2 separate regions of the Mus musculus genome follow, and region 1 is linked to region 2. The links are chromatin loops, found by intact Hi-C in ENCODE. Cell type or tissue: heart. All regions are shown on one strand. Each heading gives the region's core, and the rest is flanking DNA. Links, peaks and the distances in the headings are about the cores only.

Region 1 (8,737 bases), core at 235-8,234, 1.2 Mb after region 2:
GTGAGGCAGTGCACAGCATCTTGGACTACAGGAGGAACCCACCCTTGAGTTCTGCTGCATGACAGGGTTTCTTAGGGGCAACATCACTGGTATTTTAGAAACTTCTTCCTAACACTTCAGCCCCTTAGCCACCTTCCCAGAGAATTATACAAAGTAACACTTCCTGGAAACAGTTCCGAGACACCATAGAAAGTAGCCACCTAGCAATTTCTCCTGGCAATGTGTCAGGGCGAACTTCTCCCCCACTGAATAGACTATGGTCCTAACAGGCCACGGCTGTGGTACTCCAACAGCAGGAAGGAGTATCGGATTATTCTATCCTCAGCTGCTCTGCCTTAGTCTTAGAGATAATGGCTATTCACTCCATCTATGATTCGGGATCGTTTAGAACTCTTTTCTCCATTGGTGGGTAATGTGTATAGACTATACTTAACAGCGTATACTTAACTCTCTCTTTTAAATTATGTTAATGGCCCCTTTCTATTGATTGGTTCTTGAATAATGTATGCTTTCAAACCACCATAACTCCAGCAAGTATAAATCTTATCATTTAAAACATTACTTATAAACTATAATAATGTCCAAATTATAAAACATTCCTTTCAAAACTTGCGGTCTCTTCTCATGGAAGTTGAGATTAGAGTTGTGGTAACCGGGATGGGAAAAAATAGGGAAGAAGGAGGGATGGGCAAAGGTTAACCAATAGGCCGTCCTTTAGAGTCACAGAGAAACAGGAAGCACTAGTGATGCGTGCACACAGCTACACCGAGCTGTGCACTCCAGAAAGCTGGACAGAGCAAAAGGAAGTTTTAAAAAGCATTTTGATTTTTTTGACTTTTAATTTATTCTTCTTTCATATATTACATCACCACTGCAGTTTACCCTCCCTCAATCTCCTCCCCCCACATCCCCTATACCCTGAATCCAACTGCCTCCCTCTTCACCTCTCCTCAGGCCTTCTAAAGGACATCAAGCAACCAAATATAACATAACAAACTACAATAAGACCAGGCACATATTCTTACATACAAGCTGGATGAGACTACCCAGCAGGAGAGAAAAGGGGTCCAAAAGGCAATCAAAAGAGTCAGAGACAGGCACTGCTCTAACTATTAGGTGTCCCACAAGAACACTGAGCTATACAACCATATTGTATATGCAGAGAAGCTAGGTCGGACCCCTGCATGCTTCCTGATCTCTGTGAGCCTCTGAGTCCTAACCACTTCTTGTAGTGTCCTTGATCCCTCTGGCTCCTCCAGTCCTTCCTCCCCATCTTCCACAAAGGGTTATTACCATAGAGAGTTGAGACAATTCACATTTATGCTGATGGAAAAGTTAAAACATACCATGGATACATGTGTCATAAGTATTATATGGAATGACATGTGTGTCTATAAATATATAGCACATTTTCTTAAAATTTAGTGCCTGATAAAAACAAATTTAAACAAAAAAAAATGTTGTCCCACAGCTTTTAGGCAGACATTATTTTAAGTGTCTGCTTAGTTAATAATGCAAATGTGCCACTCAATATATATTATGTATATATTATATATAATAAAATGTATAATATATTACTAAACTAATAAATGTGTCTCCTTTTGAAAGCAATTTAACTTAGTGAAAAAAATGCTATAATGTTTACACAGACATAGATTATTAAAAATACTAAGTTAACGGCATCAACTTCTTCAGTTGGGAAATTAGACCCAGGCTTCTGCATAAGCCAGCTGGTTCTCTGCCACTGGGATACATCCCTAACCTGTCAAATAACTGTGTATCTTTAAGAAGTAAGTTTCTCTACATTAGAAGTTGCTAGAGTGGAAAGTCATTCCACATCATTTCAACTATAGAGGTCAACAGAATTCTGATTATATTGTTATTAAGGACCATGCTCACATATTTAAAATTAATTCTTTCATACCATCTCCATACAAATGTCTGCTCTTTCTCTTACCTGATACAGAATTCATTCAAAATTTTAGAGCTTACTTTCATAACGTCTGAGATTTATGATTACTTACTTGAAGGCAGTAGATATATAGGCTGTCCAACATAGACACACATGGAAATATATGCAGTTCTTATGGAGTTGGCAGGAGATGTAGAGAACGAGGCTCAGGAGAGCCCCAAGAAGATCTTCTCTGGAGATCCAGGGAGCAGGCACTGCTGGGCTACTCTGTAAATGAACTGCAGGAAACAGAGGACTTCTGGGAACATTCCTCCGTCCGTTCCTCCTTCCACTCAAACTCTGTTATCCTCAGAGGGTTAGCCCAATTTCTTCAGCTCAGATCATATGGCCAACCCTTTAGGAGAGAGCACAGATTCATGGATTCCTTGTCTCACCAAATAACATACAAAGGAAGAGTTAATTTATATAATGGGTGTCAAGATATTGTTAAAGCAGATCTGAAGTTCCCCCAATATCAGCAACTTTCCAATACACAAACCATTTGCCTCAAACTATCATTCTGTAAATACCATGAAGTGTCTAAGTAGAATATAGAATACACATAGACAGTATATTTTGGGTATGTATGTTTTAAAAAAGGAATGCACAACCTCCCCCAAAGACCAAAAAGACCCATTTTGACTAACATTCTTCTTAGTTTTTCATGAAAGACTACTATTTACACTGTTGCCATCTGTCTTAAGGTTTGTATTCTTGCACAAAACATCATGACCAGGAAGCAAGTTGAGGACAAAAGGGTTTATTCAGCTTACACTTCCACACTGCTGTTCATCACCAAAGGAAGTCAGGACAGGAACTCACGCAGGGCAGGGCAGGAATTTGGAGGCAGGAGCTGATGCAGGAGGAATTTGGAGGCCTTGGAGGAATGCTGCTTACTGGATTACTTCCCCTGGCTTGCTCAGCTCGCTTTCTTATAGAACCCAAGACTACCAGCCAAGGGATGACACCACCTATAATGAGCCCTCCCACACTTGATCACTAATTGAGAAAATGCCTTACAGCTGGATCTCACGGAGGCATTTCCTCAAGGGAGGCTCCTTTCTCTGTGATAACTCCAGCTTGTGTCAAGTTGACACATAAAACCAGCCAGTACACCATCATACCAAAACTATCAGACACAGCGATGTGCCACCTTCTACTAAATGACCCACCCCACCCCCTTTTCCAGCATAAGAGGAGAGGAGGTCCTGATGTCTGGTTCTATCCTTTAACCACTTTATACACTCAAAAACTTGATAACTCACTATCTGAGTGATTGGGGTTTTGTGGTTTTGTGCAAATAATCACAATCTTGGTTCTTTCAAACAACTGATTTTTTTTTTCATAATCAGTACCTTGTAGGTACTCAGGGTAAGTCCTCAAAATCAGTCAGATGTAGTACAATTAATGAAATAACCAGGGACAATGGATTTTAGCTTTGAGGTGTTATAAAGAGAGTTACGAAAGATTTGGTATCATGCAGAGAGAAAGCCCAGGATCTTTCAGCACTACACAAGCCCCCACCATCTGCTAATGAATGTTGAGAGCAGGAGAAATAGCCCAGGGAAGGGTATACCAACTGTTTTTTAAATAACAAATGGAGAACCCCCAAAACATACATAAAGTAACATTTCATAGCCTGAGATATTTGTGTTTATGTATTTAGGATCACATATATGTGTGTGTGTGTGTATATACATATGTATGTATGTATATATGTATGCATGTATCAACAATTAATGAAAAGAGGCCAGGTATTTGAAAGAGAAGTGGGAGGGGGAGAGAAGTACTAGGGAGAGATGGGTCTGTATGGAGGAAAAGGATGGAGAAATGATACTATTTTATAATCTCAATAAATAAAAGAAAGAATTTTAAAAAGGAGTGTTGATATTTTTATATATCAGAGAACGCCAGAATTTAGAATAAAGTGCAGACTGTCTTAAGAAAATGGTGACTTTATTCACTGATGCAATAAAGGGACAATGTTCCTAGGACACTGCAATCTTCCTGCACTCTGTCTGTCGCACTGCTGACTTTCTCTGTCTTTCTCAAGGACAGACATGTTCAACATCTGCTCAAGTTTGGTAAGATGTCTCAGCAATTTTAAAATAGACATAACTTTTATTTAGTGTTATCCCAGCTTAATTTTTAGTTATCAGAGGAAAAAATACAAAGGGAACAGGGCTTTTACTTCCCTGCTGAGCTTATCCATAAGGGAAATATAATTTTGCCACAAGAACGTACAGTGTCCCACTAAAGATCAATGCATAGACAGAGAGCATGCCCTTTCTGGTTCTGGATTCCTGACTGGTCACAAGCACTAAATTAACTAACAATAGCTCTCCCAAGGCAGCTACTTCATGTCTGTAGTATAAGAAGATAATTATTTAAATTGTATCACATTTATTCAATATTTACTATACGTGTTTGCTGAGTTGAAGACAAGCCTATGTTCAGGCCACAAAAGTATACTAAGGCACTGATCTTACCATGAAAGGTTGTATATTACAGTCCTGGGGATGCTAAAACACTGGGATGTCTCATGAAGTATTGGGAGCCATCCTTGGACAGAGATTGTGAGAACAGCTACGTGAGTCCAAGCAATGGATTGCCAAATGGAATCAAATGGGCTTCGGCAATATTAGGTCGAATTTTATATCTATATTCAGCTGAATTACAAAGAGTGGCATTGCAGCATGGTCAACCATTTTTTTTCTGAAGACAGTTGAAAAACAAAGCCACAAATGAAAAGCATTCTGCAAGCAAAATAGAAGTGATGCTAGTAAGAACGGCAGGTTCGATTCTCCTGTTTTATTTCCAGGACAGGCACAGTATCTTTTCAGCTACAGCTAAGAGGCATGGGTACAAAAGGATCATGGAAAATTGTCTCTGTTAACTCTCTTGCTCATCTTGTTCTATTAACTAAGTAACTCATTTTTTTTATAACTCTTGAGAATAAAGGAACAAAAATACACACAAATATATATAAATATGATTGGAATGTAAATTAAATAAATACACATGGAATGAAAATGCTCATGGATTTCACAACATAAAAACAGAACGACTTTTGAAAATAAAAGCACACACATTTCAGCAAAGATAGGCATTCTCTCTTCCGATTTTATTTTACTATTTAAGTTCTCAAATGCGGTATTATAACACCACCTACTGGGAAGCGAGAAGAAAACAGCTCAGCTATCTAAAGATCTCTTCCTCAAACTAGAAGCATTTTAACAGTTAGCATAGAGAAATTTAAGGAACGGCCAACATACATGGTGACAAATAGCCAGAGATGACAAATAGCAACAGATTGCCATCATTAACTAAACCCCTCACAGGTCTTGCTGCCCCCTTATTTTGGTTTTCTCTTCTGTTGTTTCATGGAGAGAAAAAAGCGTTTTAGTTCTCTTAGCAGTGTTTATTAATTAGAACACAGCCAGGTTTTTCTTCTGACATTGAGAAAAGTTTGCTTTTTTCCCTCGTACAGTGATGGACTGACACTGTTTTAACATTTTTCTCTGGCGTCTGAGGCGTCTTGCCTTCTGGCTGTGTGGCCCGAAGTCCTGTTGTAACTAACTCTCTTACACCTCCTGAACTGCTGAAGCCACTGCGTGCTTCCTGCCTCTGTTGTCTTAGCACCTCTCACCTCAGTGCTCTTACTCAAGGATGTCTGTTCCTAATTTTAAAAACAACAACAACAACAACATACAAACAAACAAACAAACAAAAAACTTGTCCCTTAAAGTAAACATCAGAACTTACCTACTTCATTTGACACTCTATTCTGTGGGTTTCCTTCAAACATAGGCCTGTTCTTTTTCTTTTGGGGGTTAATATAATCATCTCTCCCTTTCCTTTCCTACCCATAAGACCCTCCTCTCAGCTAGAGAAAGTACCCAAGGAGCTAAAGAGATCTGCAACCCTATAGGTGGAACAACAATATGAACTAACCAGTACCCTGGAGCTCTTGACTCTAGCTGCATATGTATCAAAAGATGGCCTAGTCGGCCATCACTGGAAAGAGAGGCCCATTGGTCAGGCAAACTTTATATGCCCCAGTACAGGGGAACGCCAGGGCCAAAAAGTGGGAGTGGGTGGGTAGGGGATTGGGGGGAGGGAAGGGTATGGGGGACTTTTGGGATAGCATTGGAAATGTAAATGAGGAAAATACCTAATAAAAATATTTAAAAAAACCCTCCTCTCCTGGCTTTCAAATCCATTGGCTTTTTTTTTCATTAATAGATATTACGTGCATGTATGTATATACATAATATATACACCCAAATACAAACTGCTCAATCTGTATAGTGTTACTTGTGTGTACATTTTCAGGGATTACAATTTGGTATTGGATAACCAATCGGTGTGTTCTTTTCTGAGGGAGACTGTTTCTCCCACTCTGAGCATTCCTTGTTTGCCTGTCATTCTTGGTGTAGGGCTGCAGCCTTCAAATGCCCTCAGAGCTCAGTTCTGGCCCTGCACTTCTCTGTGTCATCATATTAAGTTACAGAAAATATGCTTAGTGCATCGCAGAGCTGAGCCTTCTTTTCCACTCCCCAAATTGGCAGTGCCCATTGAAAGCGTGCAAAATAAACTTTAAAAATGAAATCCCATACTGGAAGCAATCCCGAAGGACTCCAGATATCCCTTTCAAATCACATATCACCCTCAAATGGAACCATTTCCTGAAATGGCTGGCCATCTTTATGCACCTTCCATTTTTAATTTAGTTTAACCATCTGTGAGCGCCTTCTTGTAACTTGGCTTTAACTTGGGTTTTGGAACATTTAATACATGAAACTCTACTGGGTGCACAATTGTGCGGCGGCGTTCATTCATGGTTTCTTCCCATTGATATAAGTGGCTTCAGTGAGCATGCTTTTAATTCTATGTAATAATCCACTGCATGCATATGGTGCAATTTGTCAGTTGACTGCTGACAGATGTAGGTTGTGCCCAGATTTGAATGTTATTTCTAAGAATTCTTCGGACATATAAACTGAGGCATGTGTGTCTCAAATATATTCAATATATAGGATACAGAAGATACATAGGATCTGCTGAATGATGTACTATCAACTTGAAATATTTTGGTTGCGAAGTGGTTGCACTACTTTAGACATTCACCTACATTATATGGTGAGTTTACCCTGTGTTACATCCTTCTGCAGCCTCTGGCAGGGACAAAGCCTGACGTCAGTCTTAATGTGTTTGTAGTTTCTCCCTTGGTCTAACTGAACCCTGATTGCTAATGAAGTTGACTATCTTCCAGGATTATCATTGGTTGAGTATTTCTGATTTGGTGAAATGCTGCCCATGTGCATATATATATATATATATATATATATATATATATATATATACACATATTGCATATACTTTATTTTTAATGATCAGGTATTTTCAGAGATTTTAATGCATTTCAAATCATATATGCATTTTTCTCCTTTGCAACTTACTTCCTTTGATGCCCCTTTGTCTTCTGTGACTTACAAAGTCTTTCAAAACCACCATTGCTGCTTGCAGTTTGGCACTGTACTCTTTCATACTTTCTGGGCTCTGTGTTTCTATAATCAGTTTATTGACTCTGCTAAGTCACAACTTGGGAATATCTCAAGGAACATAGCATAATGATCTTAGCCAACTCTAGCTTTCACAGTCTTGTTACCTGGACACAGTCCTCTTGCACCTTGCAGATATCTCTGTCGAGTGCATACTTTCTGCGTTCCTGATCTGTAGGGAGTCTTTTTGTAGCTGCTCTGCAGTCCTGCAGATTGAGTTCAGTGCTTCATTCCCAGAAGCATACACCATCTCTACTGAGTCACACCCCCAGCTCGAGGGACTTTTTGCCTGAAGCTGATGAGATGCTTCAGCAGATAACCATAAATGCTGTTCTTGCAGAAATAACACACTTGCCAGAAAACTGCCTGCAACTTCAGCTCCAGGGGATCTTACACCATCTTCTGGAATATGTGTGTACTTGCAGGATATACACAAATCAAAAATAGCATCTTTTAAAGATATCATTCTGGATCAATTTTGATTGTGGAGAAATTCATGGTACTCTAAGATCTTACTAGTACACTGCCATCTAAAAGATTTCTATGATTTAGCCATCATGGAACATATTTCTAAGAAGCCTTTCTGCCACAAATATAAACATAGAGCTGAATGCAAATACATAGACAACCATACTGGCTGGTTTGTGTGCCAACTTGACACAAGCTGGAGTTATCACAGAGAGAGGAGCCTCCCTGGAGGAAATGCCTCCATGAGATACAGCTGTAAGGCATTTTCTCAGTTAGAGATCAAGGGTGGGAACCACATAGACTTATACAGAAAATTTCAATCACAAGCACACTTTAAGACCCAGAGATAATACACAAATCCCTGCATACAAGTTTTGGAATCAGTTTCAGTATAAAAAGGGATCCTTACAGGAAATGAGTGTACAGCTCTTTACCTCATTTATCTGAGCTGTAACTGTGTCCTTCTGCTCTAGGCTCTGGGTGCTGAGGCTAGACCTCTAAGCTTCTGTCCTCAACTCCTCAACTTATTTCAACGTTGCCTTCATTTCATTTCAGGTTTTGACAATTAGTGCTACAGGAAAGTTGGAAGGTAGGAAAACCAAGGCTATTTTCTTCTCGTCATTGCTGATTCTATCAATGTTGAACTAAGAACATAGTTAGTTCATTGTAGTTTTGAACAACTCTCAGGACTTCCAGAACTAGCCAAATGATGTGTCCAAACAGCCCAGTTGTGAGTTTCCCAGCAGAACTGAAC
Region 2 (8,737 bases), core at 208-8,207:
TGAGGTCGCCTCCCAAGCCAGGCGGACACCTGTCCTCTGGTCCGGATGGTGGCCGGTTGTCTGCGGCCCGCCCAGGCTGCTGCCTCAGCGGCTCTGTGCTTCTGCCCGTCCCAGAAGCTGTCAGGTTCTCTGGCGCACCCTCTAACCTGTTCAGACTAATTTCCTAAGTTCTGCTGAGTCCCGGAACCAAGATGGCGACTCGCAAAACATTTTGACTATAGTACAGTGTAACGTTCAGCCAAGATAAATGATTTAAGTTGACTTCAAAGCTGTCAGTTTTGTGATAATTTGACCCTCATAGTCATCTCATGATTTGTGCCATGTTTATTCAATTGAATAAGGGCTCTGAGGGAAGCAAAAGATGTCCAAGGTGACAGCAAGCTAACTTAAGCCTCAACTTAAAAGCCTGTGCTCTGTGGCCTCAACACCACATCCTGTTTGGTACCTATGCAAAGCCTACCAACTACTGGAGCTTGTGAGGGTAGGTCAAGACTTGACAGAAGGAAACTTAGGCAGAGATTTATGTTAAGTGAAAATGAATTAAATGTCTATATTGGCCATTAATCTTACTTCCTTGTTACAGACTATTCAGTTATGTCTGAAAAGGAACACTAAAACCTTAGGTTGCCGGGCATGGTGGCACACGCCTTAATCCCAGCACTCGGGAGTCAGAGGCAGGCGGAGTTCTGAGTTCGAGGCCAGCTTGGTCTACAAAGTGAGTTCCAGGACAGCCAGGGCTATACAGAGAAACCCTGTCTCAAGAAAACAAAACAAAACAAAACAAACAAAACCCCAAAACCTTAGACAATGATTTCATTTATTTGAACTGTAAATTGAATTTCAGTAGCAGTATGGCCTAATGGACAAGACAGGAACTGGCCAAGAAGATCCAGGTAAGAGAAATAATATAGCAATGCCCAAGTCGGGCATTCTGCTGTTTTTTTATTATCATTTTTTTTTTTGGTTATTTAACCTAGGACACAATGTTACCAATTACTTTGGCCAAGTTTCCCCACATTTTCTCTGGCATTAGATTCTGGTTAGTGAGGCAGTACCTAGGACGCTCCCTGGGAAACACAGTATTGCCCCTGTATTATACATGCCGCCTGGGGCATTCACTGGACGTCTGTTATCCAAGGCAAATGAGGGAAAGCTGCAATTCCTATGTAAAATGTGTACACTCTAAACATTGCAGAAATGGTCACCTGCTTCCAAGTCTATAGCAGAAGGCCACCCACCTTTAACGTAAGGACTAAAACAATTATTTAATAGTTATCAAAAGCATGTGGACTTGTAAGGGTATTGCCACTCTTACTGCTCTGGCTTGATGTTTATTGCATTGTTTCTACCCTCAAAATGGAGTAGCTACAGAAAGAACGTTCATAAAGGTTAGAAATAGTCATAGGAACTTAGGAATTTCATAGGGCTTGAAAACACCGTTATGATCTACACACATCAGCAGGGCTGACAGCATACATCAGTGAGATGTGGGGACAGCATCTCTGCTGCATTAGCTGTCTGGTGTGTCGGTCGCCTTTATAGTGCTGAGGCCAGTACAAACATTTATCAGCTTCACTAGTAATGGTTGAAAGACTGCAGATGCTGGGCAAGATTATTTGCTTAACCCACGAGGCAGGAGTGATAATCCCCATTATTGTGTATTGGCATATCCCAACCTTTGAGATGTATCAGTTAGAAAACCTATCATTTAATGGTAATGTCCCTTGTTTAGAACATGTCGAAATAGAGGTTTAAAGGAATACAGCCTTTTGAAAGGCAGTTAGACTTTTAAGGTGTGTATGTTTTCACCTAGCAACTACTTCAAGAAATTTATCTACAGAAGTACTTGGATGGGGCTATCATCTATGTAAAAGTGTTTAGTATATTTTTGGGTGACAAAAAAAAATAGCCATAACAAATGAGCAACTAAATAAAATTTAAACCATCTATACAAGGTAGTATGAAAAATGCTATGTGGCTATGAAAAAAAGAATGGATAAAGTAATAATAACAAAATATTATAGGTGGAAACATGAAAGTATCCTATCTAAAATGCTGTGTGTTGTATGAGTAAAACACTATTTTGACAGTATATTCAGAAGAAGGAGAAAGGGGCTAAATACAGACAATTCTATTCTGCTTCTTTGGATTTTTCTGCTAAACGTTCATACTCCATAACCTTTTTTTAATGGCTTTTTAAAAAAAAATTTATTTTAAAGGGATATTATGATATGCTATGATAAAAACTAACACAATAAACAAATAGAAAGAAAGAGCCCAAGAGAGAAAACAAGAATCGGAGACCCACTTTCTCACACACTCAGGAATCCCATAGAACACTGAACTGGAAGCCCTGACTTCACAACCTTTTTCCTGGGGGAGTAAAAGCATCTAAAAAAGCATTTTAAGGTCAATTCGTTTATTTTTAGCTAATACAAGATGAGAAATAGCCTGTGGACATACACAAGAAATACATACTTGATATACAAAATGCTTTGTCGAAACCTTTGCAATAGTGAAGGATTATAACGCCCCCGTGTAGTGCAAGAGCATAAAGCCAGTAAAAGAGTGACCTGAGTCTGCCTTACAGAGAACGTCCTGGTCTGTGACAGGGCTGCGATAACGTGCGGAATGTCATGAGAATGGAATGTGGCATAGAGGGTTCGTTTGCTTGTTCTTGACACAAGGTCTGTGAGGCACACAGTCCTCATACTCGCCATAGAGCTGAGAAGGGCCTTGAACTCCCCCTTCCCCTGTCTCTACCTCCGAGGGATTGGGATTATGGGTAGGAGCCACCAGGCCTGGCTTAGACCTTGCTCATTGTGAAATGAGAGCTGTAAGATGCTGTGGTACCGGGCAAGCATTAACACTCAGTGTGTTTCTTTCCATGAGGTCAGGACTGATGATAGGACCTGCTCAGTACCTGCCCAGGGTGGCATACGCATGAAAGTCTCAGCACTTGGGTGCCCGAGGCAGGAAGATTACAAGTTCAAGGCCAGCCAGCATACACTGTATGGCTAGGCTTTATCTCACAAAACAACAAAACAAAACAAAAAACCTAATCTTCAGGCTTATGCAGTGGTAGTTCGTGTATATGTATACACATAATGAATTGCACCTAGCCTCTTGGGAATTAAGTACTGTACTTTCTGTTCCACCACAACCCTGTGTGTGTGTGTGTGTGTGTGTGTGTGTGTGTGTGTGTGTGTGTGTGTGTCCTGATACTGTGTGCCTTACAGAGAGAATACTGAGTATTAAACTGCCTGGTACTGTAACTAGAGAACTTTGAACTCGGGCACTGTAACTCTAGAATGCAAGCTTTTAAGAGCTGAGGAACAAAAGTTTACACATTGTCTTGCACTGTTAATAATACTATGTGATATTTTTTACTTATTTACTTTTTAAAGGAAACAATGAGGTGTTGTTTCTAGTAGATCTGTTAGGCTAGATTTTAATGAAATATAAGTTAAATTTTAATGAAAAATAAAACCCCTCTAAAAGTCATTGTCCACAAGAGGGCATCATAATCTTTTTATTGTCAGAGCTAAAGGTTGGATTCCAAGTACTGACCCCTTGATGTGAAATGTTAAGAGGTATAGCTATAGTGGTAGAAATTGTTAAGTGTTCATAGTTGTATACAATTAACATTTCTTTATTACTATGTTTTTATGTCATAGAAGTGGTAAGTACTTCACCCCTGTGGCAGATACAGCCTCTGCTGAAATGTTAGAGGAGGGAGGACGCCACGTTTCCTTCTCGGCACCGCTCTTAGATTAGCATATGGAAAAGGTGTTTTCAGTCTCACAGTTAATATGTATGTTCCTTATTGGGTTAATGAGTCTTTGTCATTTGACAGTAGGCTGCAGATCTCTTAAATGTCCCGTCAAGTATGTCACTATATAATTTATAGTGCTGATGGTGACGGGGAGTAATCACTCCAGGGGCCTGAAATGTACAAAATAATCCCCTGACTGCGAACTTGTAAGTATACAACACAGGCAAACGTGGTCATTCATGAAACTGGAAACATTGCGTGTATGTGGTATAGAGCAATAACCAGACTCGTCTCCACGGCAGTGAAAGTAAGGTGATGGGGCTGAAGGAGGCTGGGGACCATCAGCCTTTGCCCTAGAGCTCCAGCCTGGGAGCAGTCTTTAATGTGTTTAAACTGGTATGGTAGCTTATACTTGTCATCCCAACTCAAGACCCTGAGGCAGGAGGATCTACCCAAGTTTGAAGCCAGCCTGGGCTACGTAGTGGGTTCCAGGCCAACCTAGGTTATAGAATGAAGACCTTTCTCAAAAAATTTTTTTCTAATTTTTTGTGCCCTGTATGCGATCAGCGTACAGCTAGGAAAACAAATATAGCCAAGTTAGGGGCTGTACAAAATCTCTCTGGTTGGGGATGTCACTCAGGTACAGGGCTTGCCTAGAATGTATTGTGTGTATTGAGCAACTGTTCCAAACTATATACATCCTCCCAGCCCCAGAATCAGTTTTTTATTTTTTCTATTATCTCATATTTGATAAAACCAATGTATACCAGTTACTTGAAATCTTGAATCACAGCAAGTATCTGAAAGAGTTCACTCCAAACAATACTTAGCTCTTGTCAAGCACATACTACACTGGGACCACCACTAGCATCAAGACAGGGATCTAGAGCACCTATTGAAAATAGTTTCAAGCAGCTAACGGGGAGAGTGACCTTCCTGGCTGCTGTTGCCAAGAGAGACTGGTAATGGTTTCAAGAGGGTCCCCCACTAACTACCCTCCTATTAGTTTTCCTCAATGGCAAGAAAGCAAGGTTTCTAGAAAAACAGTAGACCAATGATCAGGAGATGTGTTTTGTTTTATAAGGCCTTGTGAAGTGGAAAGGGAAAAAAAAACAAAAAACCCAAAACCTTACTGGACCTTGCCTTTATTTCTGTATGTATATGATGATGAATCAAATAATATATATAGTAATATTTCTGGTAGTGTGGTTTTAATAATAATTTACCTATATCTGGCTTTAAAACAACCTCTTCTGAAATACCAATTCTTACCAAATTTTCTTCCCAAACATGTTCCCTGACTTGTAACTTCCAAATTGGCAAGTCTCCAGTAGTGAAATGTGCACGTATAGCAAGAGCCATCCTGGTTTGCAAACAGTGCCCAGATGACTATAGGACGACCGTAGCATCCTGCAGGACAAACTTCCCTCCCTTAGGTGGCTAGCTTTATGCTGCCATGCGGTCGTGGTAAGACGAAAGACAGTAAACAAAACCCATTCTGTGAGATGAGAAACTGAGTAGACCTGCATTTCTGCTCCACTGCAGGAAACTTCACGGCCTCAAAGAATTCAAAAGGAACTCCTTAAGAGAGCTGAGACAATGCTAAGGCTTCATAAGCCATATCTCTGAGCAAACTGTAAAAGGGCTGTATTTCTATCTTAGTCTGTCAACATTTTAGTGATCAGTCATTTAAATAGGCTGTTCCTGATGTCAAGGGTTGTGGAGTCAATTTTCAACTGTCAGCATTGAACAAATCATTGGTGGCTTGGACATCCTGACAGATTTCAAGTGTTACTTCAGGACTAAAGTACAAGATGTACAAAGTTAATAATGTGTGTTGAAAAGATTCCATAAATTACCACCTCAAAACTATCTGAGTCTGATGTCATTCCTGCCACTGCCACAGACATCTGTTTTCTTTTTTTTTTTAATATATTTTGTCTATTGGCATTCCCTTGTACAGTCTGAATTGCTACTTAACTTTTTTTTACTTAACTGTGGCTTCTTGTTTGCTTATAACATCGTAAGAAATTTCAAACTCATAAATTACATACTGAAGTGCTGTGAACATATCAGAACATTTTAGTTGACAGGGACGACCCATTTTACATTTTGGAGAACTTTAATCTTGATTTGCGTGGTTTCCGTGAACACATAGAAGCACTCAACTTTTGTTAAAAGCCTGGTGCTCTGTAGAAGAGTGTCAACTTTACAAGACTACGTGTTAACAGTTACCGGTCTCCATTCCTCAGTCCTACTGTCCCTGGAAATGTTCTGACTGCTGACAGTTCTGGGACTGTGAGAGGGAAACTGCCCTACTTAACATTAAAAGAACACACTGCCGGTGGCCAAATTCATGTAGGAATAGCTAACCTAATATGCCACTTCGTCATTTTCTCTTAAAGGGCAAAATAATTCATTCTTTCGTTCACTTAGTCTGTGCTGATTCCATAGAACTGTTCTGTGTAGAAGTTCCAGCAACTTGAAGAAACTCTATATACACTGAGAGATATTGTTAGAAATGTACTTGGCAGTGGCTTACTAGCACTAAAATGAGAGCAGCTGTGAATTATCCACAACTAAGACCACTGAGAATCTGCTCGATTGAACTTTCTGATGTAAACCGCGACATCTGTTTTTGTTTTTCTTCCCTCTTTTGCACGGCCTGACAGCACTGAATCCTAAATCCCAGCTCAGACATCTGAACACACAGCTCATTTCCCTGTTTCCCTATAGGGTTTGGTCTCCCATCTTCATCTACACGGAAGTATGAGCACTAACACACACACCTCCTAAGTCCCAACCTTTGATGTCCAATCCAGCACTCGCATGCTCCAGAAAAACAGGCATGTCAGCATTGCCAGCTCCCTGGTCAAGGAAATTCCTTCCTCTCATGTTCAAAACACAGTTCCGTGGCCTCATTTACGACATTTACATGGCAAGGCTTGTAACTGCTCTCTTTCCCCTCTCTATAAATTGTCTGCCATGGTTACGTGCACTGTGGGCTACCATCTTGCTTCTTCGCACTTTTTGCCTACAGTAATGATTGTTTTGTTCCAGGTGTGTAACTCAGTTGCCAGTTAATATTTTGCCTGTATTAAAGAAAACCTTCATGTCCTTTATGCCTATAATAGAGCTGTTCTCAACACAAGTCAAATATGAAGTGTTCAGTTTTCTGTCCCACTTCAGTTTTCCACTAAGTTGCTTCAACCTAAAATCTAATACTTTCTCCCTTGTGACCAATCCTGACAGTACTAACTTTTAAAAATAAATAGGATGTGCTTTAAAACACATAAATTAGCAACCTTGTGTACGTATAGGAAATCCCTGAAACAAGACATGACACTGATCATACTGATTTCTCCTTTTGCTCTCTGAATAACCTATTCACAAACTAACAGAATTTGATGTGCAGCTTTTTGGAGAGGAACTGGGAATAGAAACACACTGGTGAGGGTTTGTCTCGTGTCTCGCACTGGATCGCCTTCATTATTACTGTCTGAAACACAATTAAGACAAAACAAAACCCAAAACTAAAGAAAGCTATTCAGATCCAGTTATTAACTTAAAAAGACACACCATTTAGTTCTGTGTCTCTGCAAGTCCTTGCATCTTCTCAGCAAGAGTCACGAAGACAAACTGGTGGGCAGCTCATCTGCTTCCACTTGGCAAGTGCGAGCTTAAACAGCATCACCATCCCATTTTGTTTTTGAAAGATAGGAGACTGGAGAAAGGACAAGGCAAGTGGGTGTGTCACTTTTGTTGATAAGAAGTCATTGTAAAGTAATGGTGGGCACTGGTGCATGCCTTTAATCCCAGAACTTGGGAGGCAGAGGGGAGCAGATTGGAGTTTGAAACCATCCTGATCTACAGAGTTGGCCCTGTCTTGAAACCCTCTGCAGATATTCCATATAAATTTTGACTGGTTAGGGCCTGCCTTTGGAGTTTGCACCCATTGCTGCTATGAGTTGAGCTGTCCCCACCACCCCAAATTCTTATGTGGAAACGTAATCCTTATTGCATTAGTTGGGAGCTACTCTGACTATAGATATTATAGTTATGTCAGATGAGGTCTCTGTTGGGTATAAGTGCAGTATGACCGAGGTCCTCAAAGAGGAAATATGGACAGAGACAGGTATTTATAGAGGAAAAACAGTGTGAAGGAATCAGGGAGAAAAGACCCATGGAAAAGCCATAACAGATGCTTGGAACAGTCCACCTCGCAGCTCCTAGAGAGAGGAATCCCTGTCTCTGCCTTGACTGGCCCTCTGGCCTCAGAACTTGGAGACATCAAGTCTTTGTTACTTAAGCCTCACCAGGACTTCCTTGCTGTTCTCTTTTCTATGTAAGACTTCACAACAGTGAAAAGTCATTTTAGTAACTTGGCTCCTACCTCAGAGCCACCAGCAGGAAACCTTGAAGCCCTGAGCTTGGTTTTTGGGGCCAGCCTGTCCTCTGTTGCCATTACTGCATTTTGAAGTTATATTCATTTATGGCTTAGAAACTTATTAGACCACTTTAATTTAGTAATAAGTTACTTAACATGCTGCACTGTTTACTTGGCGAGCCAAGCTATCATCTGGTCTTTAGAGTTAGTAAGGTTAAAATGTGGTCTGTGTTAAAGGCATTCAAGTTTGCACCATATTTTCACCTGACATTTCATTGTAATGAGAACTTTAACATACAGGTGTGATATTCCATGTATCATTAGGAGCATCTCGGATATCAAAGATGAACACGAATAAAAATTGTCATCATGCCAATTCTCTAAGACCTTCCAACACTTCATGAGGTAGGGGAACTGCCACCAGTCTAAGCTCATGAAATAACAGTTAAGTGAAGCAAGCAGTAATCCCCAGCATTCCAACACAGCTTCTTTCATGTGCTGTGTTCATCATCTTGACCCGAGTAGGAAATCTTATACTCTGTGAGCCATTGTTTCTCAAGGGGACCTGATCCACC

The links. A loop is a pair of places that touch in the nucleus more often than their neighbours do. Peaks named below come from ENCODE experiments on the same cell type or tissue, not always from the same donor. Only the 100,000 strongest peaks of a DNase experiment are listed, where the experiment ranks them.
Region 1: a loop joins it to region 2, with 3 times the contacts of the local background. A loop is called at or near these places in 7 of 42 quality-filtered maps.

The regions. Positions count from the first base shown.
Region 1 is chr16:77,125,267-77,134,003 of GRCm38, reverse strand. No RefSeq gene overlaps it. Among named protein-coding and RNA genes, the nearest start is that of Usp25, 120 kb to the right of the region's middle. In heart, for the core only: CTCF peaks have their summits at 5,128 (motif pointing left) and 7,895; no DNase peak of the experiment used is centred there.
Region 2 is chr16:78,341,659-78,350,395 of GRCm38, reverse strand. It overlaps a transcript of Cxadr not described here. Among named protein-coding and RNA genes, the nearest start is that of Btg3, 31 kb to the left of the region's middle. In heart, for the core only: a CTCF peak has its summit at 3,514 (motif pointing right); no DNase peak of the experiment used is centred there; H3K27ac peaks cover 1,012 bases.